Linked DNA regions of Homo sapiens: region 2 is linked to region 1. The links are chromatin contacts, found by Hi-C or POLR2A ChIA-PET in ENCODE. All regions are on one chromosome and are shown on one strand. Each heading gives the region's core, a stretch centred on a gene start or an enhancer-like site at or near the end of the contact. The rest is flanking DNA. Distances are from core to core; before and after follow the strand shown.

The links. Hi-C counts contacts between places; a loop is a spot of excess contacts on that map. ChIA-PET counts read pairs that join two places held with the same protein, here RNA polymerase II (POLR2A). Pooled maps may share reads with other maps.
Region 2: a map with no recorded cell type shows a loop between it and region 1 (15-fold over the local background). The contact joins the promoter of LINC00921 here to the enhancer-like site in region 1. A Hi-C loop is called at or near these places in 1 of 37 single-sample maps with no recorded cell type and 5 of 50 pooled maps. POLR2A ChIA-PET finds 5 or more read pairs at or near these places in 2 of 52 experiments (Caco-2 and WTC11).

Annotation. Positions count from the first base shown.
Region 1 is chr16:3,001,352-3,008,459 of GRCh38, forward strand. It overlaps GREP1 (glycine rich extracellular protein 1), which reads left to right. Exons shown (of 29, transcript NM_001396456.1): 29 at 210-660. The coding sequence ends at 235. Among named protein-coding and RNA genes, the nearest start is that of CLDN9, 8.0 kb to the right of the region's middle. RefSeq lists enhancers at 129-665, 2,412-3,370, 2,517-2,811, 4,617-4,911, 6,247-7,108 and silencers at 2,476-2,769, 2,517-2,811, 2,756-2,855, 2,866-2,955. Within about 2 kb of position 3,485, at least 13 of the 41 ENCODE cell types and tissues checked have a DNase peak (open chromatin) inside an H3K27ac peak, as active enhancers do.
Region 2 is chr16:3,261,394-3,268,299 of GRCh38, forward strand. It overlaps LINC00921 (long intergenic non-protein coding RNA 921), which reads left to right and starts at 2,375. Exons shown (of 2, transcript NR_033904.1): 1 at 2,375-4,375; 2 at 5,733-6,174. RefSeq lists enhancers at 2,436-2,595, 3,036-3,135, 3,286-3,355 and a silencer at 2,616-2,795.

The DNA.
Region 1 (7,108 bases), core at 2,235-4,734:
TGGCCGAGCCGCCTGCCCAAAGGCCCCCCGTGGTCACCCCTCCAGCCATACTGGGGGACACCCAGCCCTTGGGAAGGATAGCAGGTTCTGCCACCTGTAGGTGGCTGCTGAGTGACTGACCCCAGAAGCTCAGGTCCCTGGGAGGGGAGGAGGGGGCAAGGCCTCACCAGGGCCCCGCCCCTCCCTAGCCCAGCTCTATGTCTTCCCAGGCCGCTGCCCTCTGGGGAAATGCTGAGCACTGCAATGCCCCTCGCCTGCCCAGCAAGGAAGACAGACCCTTGGGCTTGGCCTCTGGTGCTGCCTGGCCGGGGGTCTCCTCCATGCTAGAACCACAAACGTGCTTCCCTGCTTGCCTCCGCGTGCCATGCAAGGGGCTTGCTGACCAGGGTGGGAGTGGCATGGGCCTGCAGCCACCACCCAGCACCTCATTCATTCATTTGGCAAACATCAATGAGGCCATGTGCCAGGGACCATGTTCCCAACAGGAGAAATCATGAGAAGAAAACAGACTCGATCAACGCCTGCCCTCAGGGAGGGCATCACTTGGTGACCGCCTAGCGGGGGAACCACATCCAAGTTAGGGGCCTTGTGCATGGAAAAGAACACTTCATTCTTTGTGTTTTCATTTATAATCGATTTATTAAAGTTGTTAGATAAAAATCTCATTTTCCTTAAGCTTTTATAGTGGCCTTCCAGATATTGTATTGACTAATAATTTGGATGTAAAACTCACTTTCACAATCTTTGATGAATGCTTAATTAGTTTATAAATTTCACAGCTCGGCCAGGCATGGTGGGTCACGCCTGTAATCCCAGTATTTTGGGAGGCCAAGGCAGGAGGATTGCTTGAGCCTACAATTTAAAGACCAGCCTGGGCAATATAGTGAGACCCCCATCTCTATAAAAAATAAATAAGTAAATAAAAACAAATACGAATTTCACAACTCGACTTTTCCCTAAATATTTTGCGTGCCTTAAATGCCTGATTAACGAAATAGCCTTAGACATCTCAAACAACAATTAGAAACATAATCGACTTGACTCTCTTGATTCTCTCTCTCTTTTTTTTTTTTTTGAGACGGAGTCTCGCTCTGTCGCCCAGGCTAGAGTGCAGTGGCGCAATCTCGGCTCACTGCAAGCTCCCCCTCCCGGGTTCATGCCATTCTCCTTCCTCAGCCTCCCAAGTAGCTGGGACTACAGGCGCCTGCCCAGCTAAGTTTTTGTACTTTTAGTAGAGTCGGGGTTTCACCATGTTAGCCAGGATGGTCTGGATCTCCTCCTGACCTCGTGATCCGCCCGCCTCGGCCTCCCAAAGTGCTGTGATTACAGGCGTGAGCCACCGCACCCGGCGACTCCCATCTCCACAAATAAAAAACTTAGCCTGGCAGGGTGGCGCATGCCTGTAGTCTCAGCTACTTGGGAGGCTGAGGTGAGAGGATTACTTGAGCCGAGGAGATCGAGGCTGCAGTGAGCCATGATGGCACTACTGCACTCCAGCATGGGCGAAAGAGCAAGATCCTGTCTCAAAAAAAAAAAAAAAAAGTTTCTATATTCCAATTTTGAATAGATTGACCATTTTATCCTTTTTGTTCTGAGCTACCAGATTCGCACCCATCTGTCATTTACAATTGTTCTTAGGAACTTTAACACAAATGCTAAGTATATTATCACCAAACTTTACTTTTGAATTGTGATATCGTTTTATCTTTCTTATAAGATAACTGAATGGAAATCTGTGCACCTTGACCCATCCACACAGGATCCTCATACCTGAGTTGCAATGGGTAAACAGCAACGAGAGGACAATCTCACACTCCACATCGGTGGCGTCGGGGGGCGGGCGCGGTGGGTCATGCCTGGAATCCCAGCACTTTGGAAGACTGAGGCCGGCGGATCGCTTGAGCCCAGGAGTTCGAGACCAGCCTGGGCAACATGGTGAGACTCCATCTCTACACAAAATATAATAATTAGGCCGGGCGCGGTGGCTCACGCCTGTAATCCCAGCACTTTGGCACGCCGAGGCGGGTGCATCATGAGGTCATGAGTTCGAGACCAGCCTGGCCAACATGGCGAAACCCCGTCTCTACTAAAAACACAAAAATTAGCCGGGCATGGTGGCGGGCGCCCGTAATCCCATCTGCTCAGGAGGCTGAGGCAGGAGACTCGTTTGAACCAGGAGGCGGAGGTTGCAGCTGAGACTGCGCCAATGCACTCCAGCCTGGGGGATAGAGCGAGACTCCGTCTAAAAAAAATTTTTTTTTTAAATTTAAAGACCATAATAATTAGCCGGGTGTGGTGGCGTGCACCTGTAGTCCCGGCTACTTGGGGAGGCTGAGGCGGGAGAACTGCTTTAGTCCGGCAGGTCGAGGCTTCACTGAGCCAAGACCGCGCCACTGCAATGTAGCCTGGGCGCCAGAGTGAGGGGCTCAGTCCCCAAAAAAGCCACCTAAAAAACAAACAAAAAAAAAATTGGTGAGGCGCCGCGCCTCGGTGTCGCAGCGAATCCGCAGATCCTCAAGCCAGGTGGGGGCGCCCACTGCGCGTGTGCAGCGCCTGATAGCCAGGCTAGCTGAGGGCGGGGAGCAGCTGCGGCACCTGGGACACAGCGATTGGCTGGGACCAGGAGAGGGCGGGAAGAAGAACTTGGCGGAGCGCGCTCATATCTCTGATTGGCTGCCAAGGGTAGCCCTTGACAGCTGCCGGGTGGGACCCGTAGACCGCGAGCGCACTGGCCCGTGATTGGTTGGGGTGCGGCGGCGAGCATCTGCGATTGGCTGGGCCGCTCGGAGTGCGGCGCTTGGCCACCTCCCGAGGTACCAGGTCACGGCTGGCGGCGCGCTCTGGGGCCCTGGGCTGGCGGCCGCAACCGGGGTGGCGGCCGCAGCCAAGCTGGCGGCGCGGCTGCCCCGCTCCAGCTCGCACCCGCGGCTCGCCCGCGCCCGCGCCCACTCGCGATTGGGCCGGGCCCGCTCGACGCTGCCGCCCACCCCGCTGCCCCCGCCGTCCCTGCCGCACCCGCCGTTGCCCGGCCTGCCGCCCGGCCTGAGCCCCGGGCCGCCGACGCCCTCCGCTCTCGCCCTGGCCGAGCTGCCACCGCTGCCCGCGCTCCCGCTGCGGCCCGAGCCGCTGGCGCCCTGGGGCCCCGGCGCGCATCTGGCACTGCCCGAGCTGCCGCCCGAAGCCTGCTCACCCGCGCTCTCCGCCGCCGTGCTCGCACTGCAGGACCTGCCGCGCCTGCCCGCGCCCGCGCGCTCCGCCCGCGCTCCTACCGCTGCTTCCGCTGCCCGTGTCCGCCGTCGCCTCAGCCCCTGGGCCCGTGGGCGCGCTCGTCCGCCCGCCCCTGGTCTCCGAGCCGCCGCCGCATCCGCTTCCGCCGCTGCCCGCGCGACCCTCTCCCTTCAGCCTGCTGACGGCCCCCGAGACCCGCGACCCATGGCTGCTGTCCGCCTTTCCCCTGCCACCGCCCGTGCCCCTGTCCCCGCATTTCTTCCTGTCGCCGCCCTGCTGACCTGGCCCCTCCCGCGGCGGGTGAGTAGGCAGCCCCCGACAGGGCCAGTGCCCGTAGCCACCTTCCCCGGGCATGGATTCAGAGGACGGGGGTTAGAGCCCAGTTTGGGGAAGAGAGAAGGAGAATCGGAAGCAGCTCAGGTTTGGTAGAGAAAGGAGCGAGTCTGAAAATAGACTTGTCTAAAGATTCGGGTCTTCCATTTTCCCCTGCTGCCCTCCAGCAGGCCTCTTGCTAGGTTATTTGAGAATGTAACCCGTCCCCTGGGCTGATAACCTGGCTAGTGATCAGGGCAGCGGGCGGGGCCCACAGCACGTGTCCAAGGAAATGGGGATCAAGGGTATGAAAACAAAAGTTTAAAGTGCTGGGCCGGGCGCGGTGGCTCCCGCCTATAATCCCAGCACTTTGGGAGGCTGAGGCTGGCGGATCACCTGAGGTCAGGAGTTTGAGACCAGCCTGACCAACATGGAGAAACCCTGTCTCTACTAAAAATACAAAATTAGCCGGGCGTGGTGGCACATGCCTGTAATCCCAGCTACTCGGGAGGCTGAGGCAGGAGAATCGCTTGAACCCGGGAGGCGGAGGTTGGGGTGAGCCGAGATGGTGCCATTGCACTCCAGCCTAGGCAACAAGAGCTAAACTCCGTCTCAAAAAAAAAAAAAAAAGTTTAAAGTGCTTTAACTATATCCAAATATTTCATTTCTCTTATAAATAAAGGGTCTGGATGCCATGGCTAAGGCCATCCTCAGTGTATGGCTCTTGAAAATTCTGATCCTGCCGCAAAAGTCTTTTTTTTTTTTTTTTTTTTTTTGAGACGGAGTTTCGTTCTTGTTGCCCAGGCTGGAGTGCAATGGCATAATCTCGGCTCACCACAGCCTCCGCCTCCTGGGTTCAAGCGATTCTCCTGCCTCAGCCTCCTGAGTAGCTGAGTTTACAGGCATGCGCCACCACGCCCAGCTAATTTTCTATTTTTAGTAGAGACGGGGTTTCTCCATTTTGGTCAGGCTGGTCTCAAACTCCAGACCTCAGGTGATCCGCCCGTCTCCCAAACTGCTGGGATTACAGGCATAAGCCACTGCGCCCGGCCTTTGAAAAGTCTTCAGAAGTCAAATTTTCAACTGAAACAGATCCAGGGGTCGGGCTGGCTGTGCGCACCAGGGAAGCAGTGGTGGGGATCGATACTGGACCCAAGGGTCACATGCAAGGGCTGTGAAGTCATCCCCATGGGACAGGAGAGCTTCCCCCACCCCCACCCGGGCTGGGCCCTGAGAGGAAGCTCCTGTTCTCTCCAGCTTTGCCTGCACCCCACCTGCCAGTTTCTGTGCAGCCTCTACAACTTAATAAAGTTCTCTTTGTTCCCTAGGTGGCCTGAGCTCAGGTAATCAGGCGAAAATTCTTTCTCAGTGGGCTCTTCTCCAGCAGCCTAGGACTGGTATCAGAAAGCCAACCTTGACCCTGGGGGACCTCGGAGAGCCCGGGACCCACCACCAAGAAGGGCAGTGTACTAGTTCTTTGTGACTGCAGTAAAAATTTTATTTTTTAATTTTTTTTATTTTTGGTAGAGATGCGGTTTCACCATGTTAGCCAGGATGGTCTCGATCTCCTGACCTCGTGATCTTCCCGCCTCGGCCTCCCAAAGTGCTGGGATTACAGGCGTGAGCCACCGCGCCCGGCCTGACCGCAGTAGCAAATTTATACACACTGCATGGCTTCAAACAACAGAAATGTATTCGTTACAATTCTGGAGGCCAAAAGTCAAAAATAAAGGTGTGGGCAGGACCCTGTTCCCTTCACAGGTGCTAGGGGAGGATCCCTCCTGCCTCTTCCAGCTCCTGGTGGCTCCAGGCCCTCTGTGGCTTGTGGCCGCATCACAGGAGTTCCTGCCTCCGTCTTCACATGGCCTTCTCCCCATGTCTGTCTCCAATCTCCCTGTTTTTATGTTGTAAGAGGTTGGATTGTCGTTGAAGGTAGGACCCGCCTGAAACCTAGGATAATCTCATTTTGATATCCTTAGTTTAATTACATGTGCAAAGGCCCTTTTATCAAGTGAGGTCACATTCACAGATTCCAGGGCTTAGAGGGTGGAGGTATCATTTTGCGTGCCCCCATCTGGACATGCAGTGTCCTCTCCCCTGTGGGGCTGACCTACCTTCCTAGCCGTCTTCCCAGAACGTAATGTGTCTTAAATCCGTCATGCTGACCTGGGGCCCTGGGTGCCCTTGGGCAGGAGCTGATGGCACTAGTACCTTGATAAAGTTCTTACTGGCACCAGAAGAGAATAAAGTAACTCTCCTTCCCCTTCTCTGACTTATGGCCAGGTGCCCATTCCCACTGGCTTGCCGCTCCCCAGCTCCCTGCGCTTTATATTGTTGAGGCCTCCTCTCTCAGCTAAGAAACAGGAAGTACACAGATGTGTATTCTTAAAGACAGCATTAGCCACGGGGCCCCCACCCTCAAAGGGTGGGAGCGATAACTGCTGCTGGTTGAAACTGACAGTTACTACTGATAATAAAGTTAATTGTTACCCAGTCAGTGGAGTCTGCCCAGGTGTACAAGTGAAACCTCCATTATGCTTTTGACAAAATATGCTTGTCTTGAGTCAATACCCACCTCGATCCCCAAGGTGCCAGTCCAGGGATGTGCCAGGGTTGAAGCAGAGCTGTCTCCTCTCTGCTTTACAGCCAGGAGCACCTGAGGTTTGGGCAGCTGTGACTTGCCCAGGGAGCCCTGGGGTGGGGCTCGCATGAGGTTCTGGGAGTCCAGCCCGCTGCCCCCTGCAAGTGGGGAGCAAAGGGCACTTCCCTTGCCAGGGACATGGCAATGAGAGTGAGCCAGCTGGTGGAGGGGGCCTCTTCCGTAATCAGATCCAAATGCAGTTTTCTGCAGAGGTTTCCCTGTACTGGGAGCCTCGAAGAATTTGGGACAAGGAGGAACGGGATGGTGCTTGGGAGGCCCAGAAGAAGGAGAGGCCCTGCCCCGCTGCCCTGTCGGGAAAGAGGTTCAGGAGGCTCTCTTAGCCCACCTAGGGGGGCTAGCTCCAAAGTCAGGGTCTGGGTTGGTGTCAGGTGTGTCCTGCTTCCCGCTGTGCACTTGGTCAGGTTCGCTCAGCTCCCTGAGCTTGTTCCTGTCTGTGAAGGTGGGCAGTGAGCCCGTGAGGGTGACAGCTGCAACACCGAGATTTAGCTGCACCTTTTGGTTTGGGAGCTAGGGGACCAGCTTCTCTACCTGTAAGATCTGGGTCTTGGCTCCTCCGGGCGCAGTGGGTGACTCTGCCCTTGGGGTTCTTAGTGTGCTGCCCCCACACCCACCCCCGCACTGTTCCTGGCGCATGGTAGCTCCTGGTAACTTCCTTCCTTTCCTTTGTGGTCAGGCCACACTTCCCCCTCTAAGAGGCGCGGGTTAACCCACTTCGACCCTATCTAAGCTGATCTCTGGTTTCTTCTGCCCACCTGAGCCTCCCTGCCCCTCTTTCCTCCTAGACGGAACAAAAACGAGGTCCATTTTGTCGCTCCAGGAAGGGACTGGTGGAGAGCCGGCTTCCTTTCCTCCCAGGGTAGTACAGTGGGGAAGGTTCCCCTCCCCCACCTCTTTTCCCAGACGTGG
Region 2 (6,906 bases), core at 1,125-3,624, 260 kb after region 1:
CTGGGATTACAGGCATGAGCCACTGCGCCCAGCCAAGAGCCCACATTCTTATAGGAAAGTGTGAATTGATATAAACAAACAAATACACAATGTATCAGGGAGTGATAAGTTGGGGGAAAAAACAGCAGAATAATAGGGTTAGTGAGTGCAGGGGATTGGTTTCATATTTTTTTATTTTTATTTATTTATTTAGAGACAGAGTCTCACTCTGTCACCCAGGCTGGAGTGCAGTGGTGCTATCTTGGCTCACTGCAACTTCTGCCTCCCGGGTTCAAGCAATTCTCCTGCCTCAGCCTCCCAAGTAGTTGGGATTACAGGCTCACACCACCATGCCAGGCTAATTTTTGTATTTTTAGTAAAGACGGGGTTTCACCATGTTGGCCAGGCCAGTCTCAAACAACTGACCTCAAGTGATCCAACCGCCTTGGCCTCCCAAAGTGCTGTGATTACAGGCATGAGCCACCGTGCCCCCTGGTTTCATATTTTAATAGGGCACTTGAAGAAGGCTTTTGTGCTTGAACAGAGACCCAAAGGAAGAGGAGTAAGCCAGGTATTCATTTTGAGGATGAGCAGTCTTTGCCTATTTACAGAGTGCAAAAGGGGTAACTTTGTGCTTAGTGTTTGAGGAAGAGTGGTGGCTGGAGCAGAGGCACGGAGGAGGAGTGGATGGAGGGGTTAGAGAGGGAGCTGGAGTCCCCTATCAAGTAGCAGGGCTCCCAGGACACAGCAAGGACTTGGCTCTTACTCTGAGATGAGGGGACACTGGAAAGTTTGAGCAGAGCAGTGACATAATTGGAGTTACGCTTTAAAAGAAACATTCTGGGCCGGGCGCGGTGGCTCACACATATAATCCAGCACTTTGGGAAGCCAAGGAAGGTGGATCACCTGAGGTCAGAAGTTCGAGATAAGCCTGGCCAACATGGTGAAAGCCCGTCTCTACTGAAAATACAAAAATTTGCTGAGTGTGGTGGTGATGTGCGCGTAGTCCCAGCTACTCTGGAGGCTGAGGTGAATCACCTGAACCTGGGAGGCGGAGGTTGCAGTGACCTGTGATCGCACCACTGTACTCTGGCCTGGGTGAAAGAGTGAGACTGTTTCAAAAAAAGAAAGAAAAGAAAAGAGAACACTCTGGCTTCCATAAGAGACAAGAGATGAGAAAGGTGGAAACAGAGAGGAGAAAGCAATCTATTGTCACAATGCAGGAAAGCGACTGCAGGGCCCTGAACCACTGTGGAGGCAGAAGGGTCAGATTCTGGGTGATTCTGAAAGCAGGGCTGACATGATAAGGGTAGACTGGATACTGGCGGGTGTGAAGATGCATCTAAGATACCTGTTTCTGGCCAGATTTTACAAAGGGCCCTTGTTGCTACCTTAAGGAGTTAGTGTTGAATCCTGCAGCAGCTAAGAGCTTCTGCAGGATCTCCCTCTCAACTTGGACCAACCCACCTGCCGATCCCAGCCCAGATCAATGAGATCTGCTGCCCAGTCCCCTACGCAGATAACACTAATTGTAACTGATCTTTCTGAGGGCACCTCCTGAGCAGCTTGGAAACGGAGGGAGAGGAGAGGAAGCCAGCTTCCCAAAGTGGGGTGTGGCAGGTGGCCTTAACCCTGCTGAAGGGCTGCAGTCATGGGGCTCTGAATAGATCCCCACACCACTCACCAATGAGCTTCATTTGGAAGGCGGTAACGTTAAACAAGAGGGTTTGTAAAAAATAAAGGCCTACACACATAATTTTTTCTGATTATTAAATCTAGGTGGAGAGTACGTGAGTATTCATGTTACTCTCTCAACTTTCTTGTGCTTAAAAATCTTAAAATAAAAACTTTAATACGCTCTGTCCTACCAATATTTATAGGAACCTGACTAGCAGCCAGGCTTTGGACACGCAATCCCCGGCCACCAAAGGGCTGACAGGCTAGTGAAAGGGGCAGAAAAATAACAAAACTGTGTCTGGAAGGCAGCTACTCCCTTTTTTTGTTTGTTTGTTTTTTGAGACGCAGTCTCACTCTGTCGCCCATGCTGGAGTGCAGTGGCGCGATCTTAGCTCACTACATGTGCCTCCGGGGTTCAAGCGATTCTCCTGCCTCAGCCTCCTGAGTAGCTGGGACTACAGGCGCGCGCCACCACGCCCGGCTAATTTTTGTATTTTTTAGTAGAGACAGGGTTTCACCATATTGGTCAGGCTGGTCTCGAACTCCTGACCTCGCGATCCGACCGCCTCGGCCTCCCAAAGTGGTGGGATTACAGGCGTGAGCCACCGCGCCCGGCCCTTTGTTTTCTTACCAACTAAGCAGCAGCACTGACACTGTTTCCTTTGAGGTTCCGTTTGCTGAATCCTGCCCTCTAAGGTGCTCCGCCCTTCCACTCCCCGCCCCGTGCTGCTGTCATTCCCACGCCTCACCCTGTTTTGCAACTTCTTGTTTATGAGCCTGGAAGCCACGAAGTGGTGGGAAATACGAGATTCAAATATCTGGTGGCCGTGTGACGTGAGTAAATTACTCGATTTTTCTCAGTTTCCATTTCCTATCAAATGGGTTGTTCTGGGAATTCGGGGAAGTAACAGTGCCGGGAACCGCGGGAGGAACCGCCAGCTGCGTCCTCGGACGTCCCCAAAGCCCAGGGCGGCGACTGGCACGACTGTCAGGGGCGCGTCTGTTAAGAGGACAGGGGGTCCCGCCCCGGCACAGCCGTCTCCTCCAGGACCCCTCCCGCCGACGCCCCACGGACCCCACGCCCGAGCGGAGACCGGCGCGAGTCCGGGGTCTCCGGTCCGGCAGCCCCTCCCTGGCCCGGCGCCCCAAAGGGAAGCGGCCTGGGGGAGGAGACGTGTGGAAAGAGCGGCAGAAGATAAAGAGGAAGTAGCGGTAGAGAATAAAAAGGAACTGTCCGCAGTGTGCCCGGACGCGGGGAGGCGCTGGGGTCAAGCGAGACCCGACCTGCACGCAATTCCCGCCGGGGTCCCGGCCTGCCTGCGGGAGGGAAAGGACCCAGGGCGGCTTCTGCCAAAAGTGCGGCTTCTGCCGAAAGTGCGTCTTCTGCCGAGGGGCCCACATAAGGCGCGACAGACACTCCAGCCCGACCCCGACGCCCCGCCCTCACGCATGCACATGCGCGGAACACTCCCAGAAACACATCTCCCAGAGCGCCCCGGGAGCACGCGAGCCAATTGGAGGGCGGATTAGCGGGGGCCCACGTCTCCCAGAGGTCTCCGAGTCGCGGCTCTGTTGGTCTGATTGGCAGCCGCAACAGCCTATAGCTGCTTTTCGCCGGAGGGGCCACGCGCCGTTTGCCGGGACTGAGCCGCTGTTGTCGCTGGTATCCCGGGAGCAGCGCCGGCAAGTGGAGTCGTCGTATTCCGGGCGGCCCGCGGCCCACGGGGATGGGACGTCCCGGGGCTGTGCTGACCCCAAAACCCTTCCACACTTTATTAGCCTGTCGCCCTTCTTTCATGTTTACAGCAAATATTTTCCGAGTGCCTAATGTGTCCCACTTACTGTGCCACGTGCGAGGGTGCACGTGTCAGGCAAGATCGCTGTTCCAAGGAGGCTGAGAACAAGTAAATGGTAATTACCAGTTATGACCAAAGCTGTGAAAGGAACAGATACATCAGCCTAACAGCAGCACTGCCGTTTTCTCCCTTATAATCAGCAGAGGCGGGCTAGAGCAAGGATTCTCAAACTCTGCCCCCTCAGAACCCTAGAGTACGGTTGCTGAAACTTCTGTTTTTTCCTTTTGAACAAATCTAGTAACATGCTGTGAGCCAGAGAGGTAATGGTTTGGCTCAAAGAAGGCACATGCATCTGGTTTCTTTCTTCTTTTTTGAGACGGAGTCTCGCTCTGTCGTCCAGGCTGGAGTGCAGTGGCGCCATCTCCGCTCACTGCAAGCTCCGCCTCGCGAGTTCACGCCAGTCTCCTGCCTCAGCCTTCCGAGTAGCTGGGATTACAGGCGCCCGCCACCACGCCCGGCTAATTTTCACGCCCGGCTAATTTTTTGTATTTTTAGTAGAGACGGGGTTTCACCATGTTAGCCAGGATGGTCTCGCTCTCCTGACCTCGTGATCCGCCCGCTTCGGCCTCCCAAAGTGCTGGGATTACAGGCGTGAGCCACCGCGCCCGGCCCAGGTTTCTTATTTCAGGAGCTTCATAGGCATAGACCTCCCTCCTTCCCTCCTACCCCCTCCCCCCTCTCCCAACTAATGCCAGACCGGCCACTACTTTTTAACTGTTTTACATATTTAACCTTCAAGAAAGATTTCCTTTGATCCAAGTGTATTGCAGCCCACAAAAAAGCTTGGAAACCCAGCTAGATGGTCTGTTTTTCTAGTTCCTACATTGGATTTAAGTCCTACCCATCGAGACTACTGTCTTCAGGTAAGCATATCGAGGCTGTATTCACCTTCATGGTGTTCTCAGGGGCACTTTCTTACACAAATGATGGTAATCATCCTAGATCATTTCCCTGCCTGCCACACTTGCCAGTTAGTTAGAAACTGTAAACCCCTTAAATGTCTGTCACCAGGGCACTGGCTGAATAGCTGAGTAAGTTTTGGTGAATCCATTCCTTGGACTACACTGCATCCACTGAAAACAGTGCGGTGAATTTCTGTGTGCTAATGTGCAAAGATGGTTTATGTATTATTCAGTGGAAAAAGCACATTTGCACTACAGTGCAGATAGCATGATCCCATGTTTGTAAATAAGAGAAAAAAATGTTAAAATTTAAGTATCTGGAGGGAAATGCAAGAAATAAATATGACTACCTTTCAAGAGTAGAATTGGGGGTAGAAGTTGGCCTTTTCCCTCTATGTCATCTATACGTTTTATTTTTTTATTTTATTATTATTTTTTTGAGACGGAGTCTCACGCTGCTGCCCAGGCTGGAGTGCAGTGGCATGATCTGGGCTTACTGCGACCTCCGCCTCCCGGGTTCAAGCAATTTTCTGTCTCAGCCTCCTGAGTAGCTGGGATTACAAGCGCACGCCACCACGCCCGGCTAATTTTTGTATTTTTAGTTAGAGATGGGGTTTCACCATGTTGGTCAGGCTGGTCTCGAACTTCTGACCTTGTGTTCTGCCCGCCTCAGCCTCCCAAAGTGCTCAGATTACAGGCGTGAACCAGTATGCCCGGCGTTCAATGAGCATTTTTAAAGTTTTATGACTCATGAAACATAGTCCACAAATATATGCTCATTGTGAAATAGTAACGGAAAATAAAATATGGCAAGCTAAATGTTAGAGGAGAAATTTCTTATTTTGCTCCATTACTTTTACAGCAGAAAAATTAAAAAATTTATTAGCTGAGACTTTGTTTCACTGGGGTGCAGAAGATTAAACAAATGATTTTTAAAAGCAGACTCTGCCCATAGAGAAAAAATATTCGAGGTTTCCAAAGTAGAATAAGTTTAAATTAGCAAGTCAAATAAGGAACCTTGAGCCAGTACCGAAGGAAACACGTCCCAGACCTATCTCCAAACACACACACACACACACACACACACACACACTGCAGGCATAACATTTATGCAGACAGACTGTTCTTTAGGGCATAATTGTCTCATGTCTCAATTCCTCTGAAGCTCCAGAGCAGAAACTGAAATTTTAAAAATGCAGTTGAGATAAACTGAAATGACTGACAGGCCATTTGCCAAGAAAAGCTTTGGTTCTTTGGAACAAAGACAGTGCCCATATCCCAGCCAACATCAGGTGGTATTTCTCTTTCTGTCCTGTAGAGGGCATCTTCATGTGTGGGCACCAGGGCTGCGGCTGGAACCACAGTGGACACCCCACGCTCCAAGGACAATCCTCTGCAGAAACCAGCAGCTGGAAACAATTCTTAATGCTGCAGGAAGTAGTTAGGAGAAAACGACTGTGTAAGTCAGAGCTAAAACTGGAGTTCAAAAACCACAGAAAATATTTCCAAGGCTGTCTGTGAAGTGGGGATGTCAAAATACCAAAAATTACAGCTTTGGAACTGCAGTGGATGACCTTTAATTGATGCAGTTTATAGGTGCTAAGTATTGTGTGTGCTTTACGTTGCCTCATGTGAGTGCTTCATAGCAGGGTGTGACGCTGGCCAAGTGATATACCTACCCTCTTTGTCCCTGTTTCTATCAACTGTAAAATGGGGGTTCTAGAGTTGTTGTGAAGATTAAATGAGCTAATACACACAAAGCACCAAGAACAATGCTGGATACAAGGTAATAGGTGTTTCTTCCTAGACTTCACTATCCTCATGTGAGGTGGGTATGTTTATTTATTTATTTGGGGACAGGGTCTCGCTCTATCACCCAGACTGGAGTGCAGTGTTGCAATCATGGCTTAGCTCCCTACAGCTTTTTAAATTTAATTATTTATTATTATTATTTTTTTGAGATGGAGTCTCACTCTGTCACCCAGGCTGGAGTGCAGTGGCACGATCTCTGCTTACTGCAAGCTGGGCCTCCCGGATTCACACCATTCTCCTGCCTCAGCCTCCTGAGTAGCTGGGACTACAGGCGCCTGCCACCACGCCCAGCATATTTTTGTATTTTTAGTAGAGGCGGGGTTTCACCGTGTTAGTCAGGATGGTCTCGATCTCCTGACCTTGTGATCTGCCCACCTCGGCCTCCCAAAGTGCTGGGATTACAGGCGTGAGCCACCGTGCCTGGCCTCAGCTCCCTACAGCTTTGACCTCCCCAGCTCAAGTAATGTCCCACTTCAGCCTCCCGAGTAGCTGACACTACAGGAATGCACCATCATGTATACCTGTGGTCCTAGCTACTTGGGAAGCTGAGGTGGGAAGATTGCCCCTGAAATAAGACTCTAGATACAGGTCCCTTTCTCTGAAATTTTTGAAACAAAACGCCTAATTCAAAAAAAGTTATTTTTGGTAGAGACGGGGTCTCACTATGTTTCCCAGGCTGA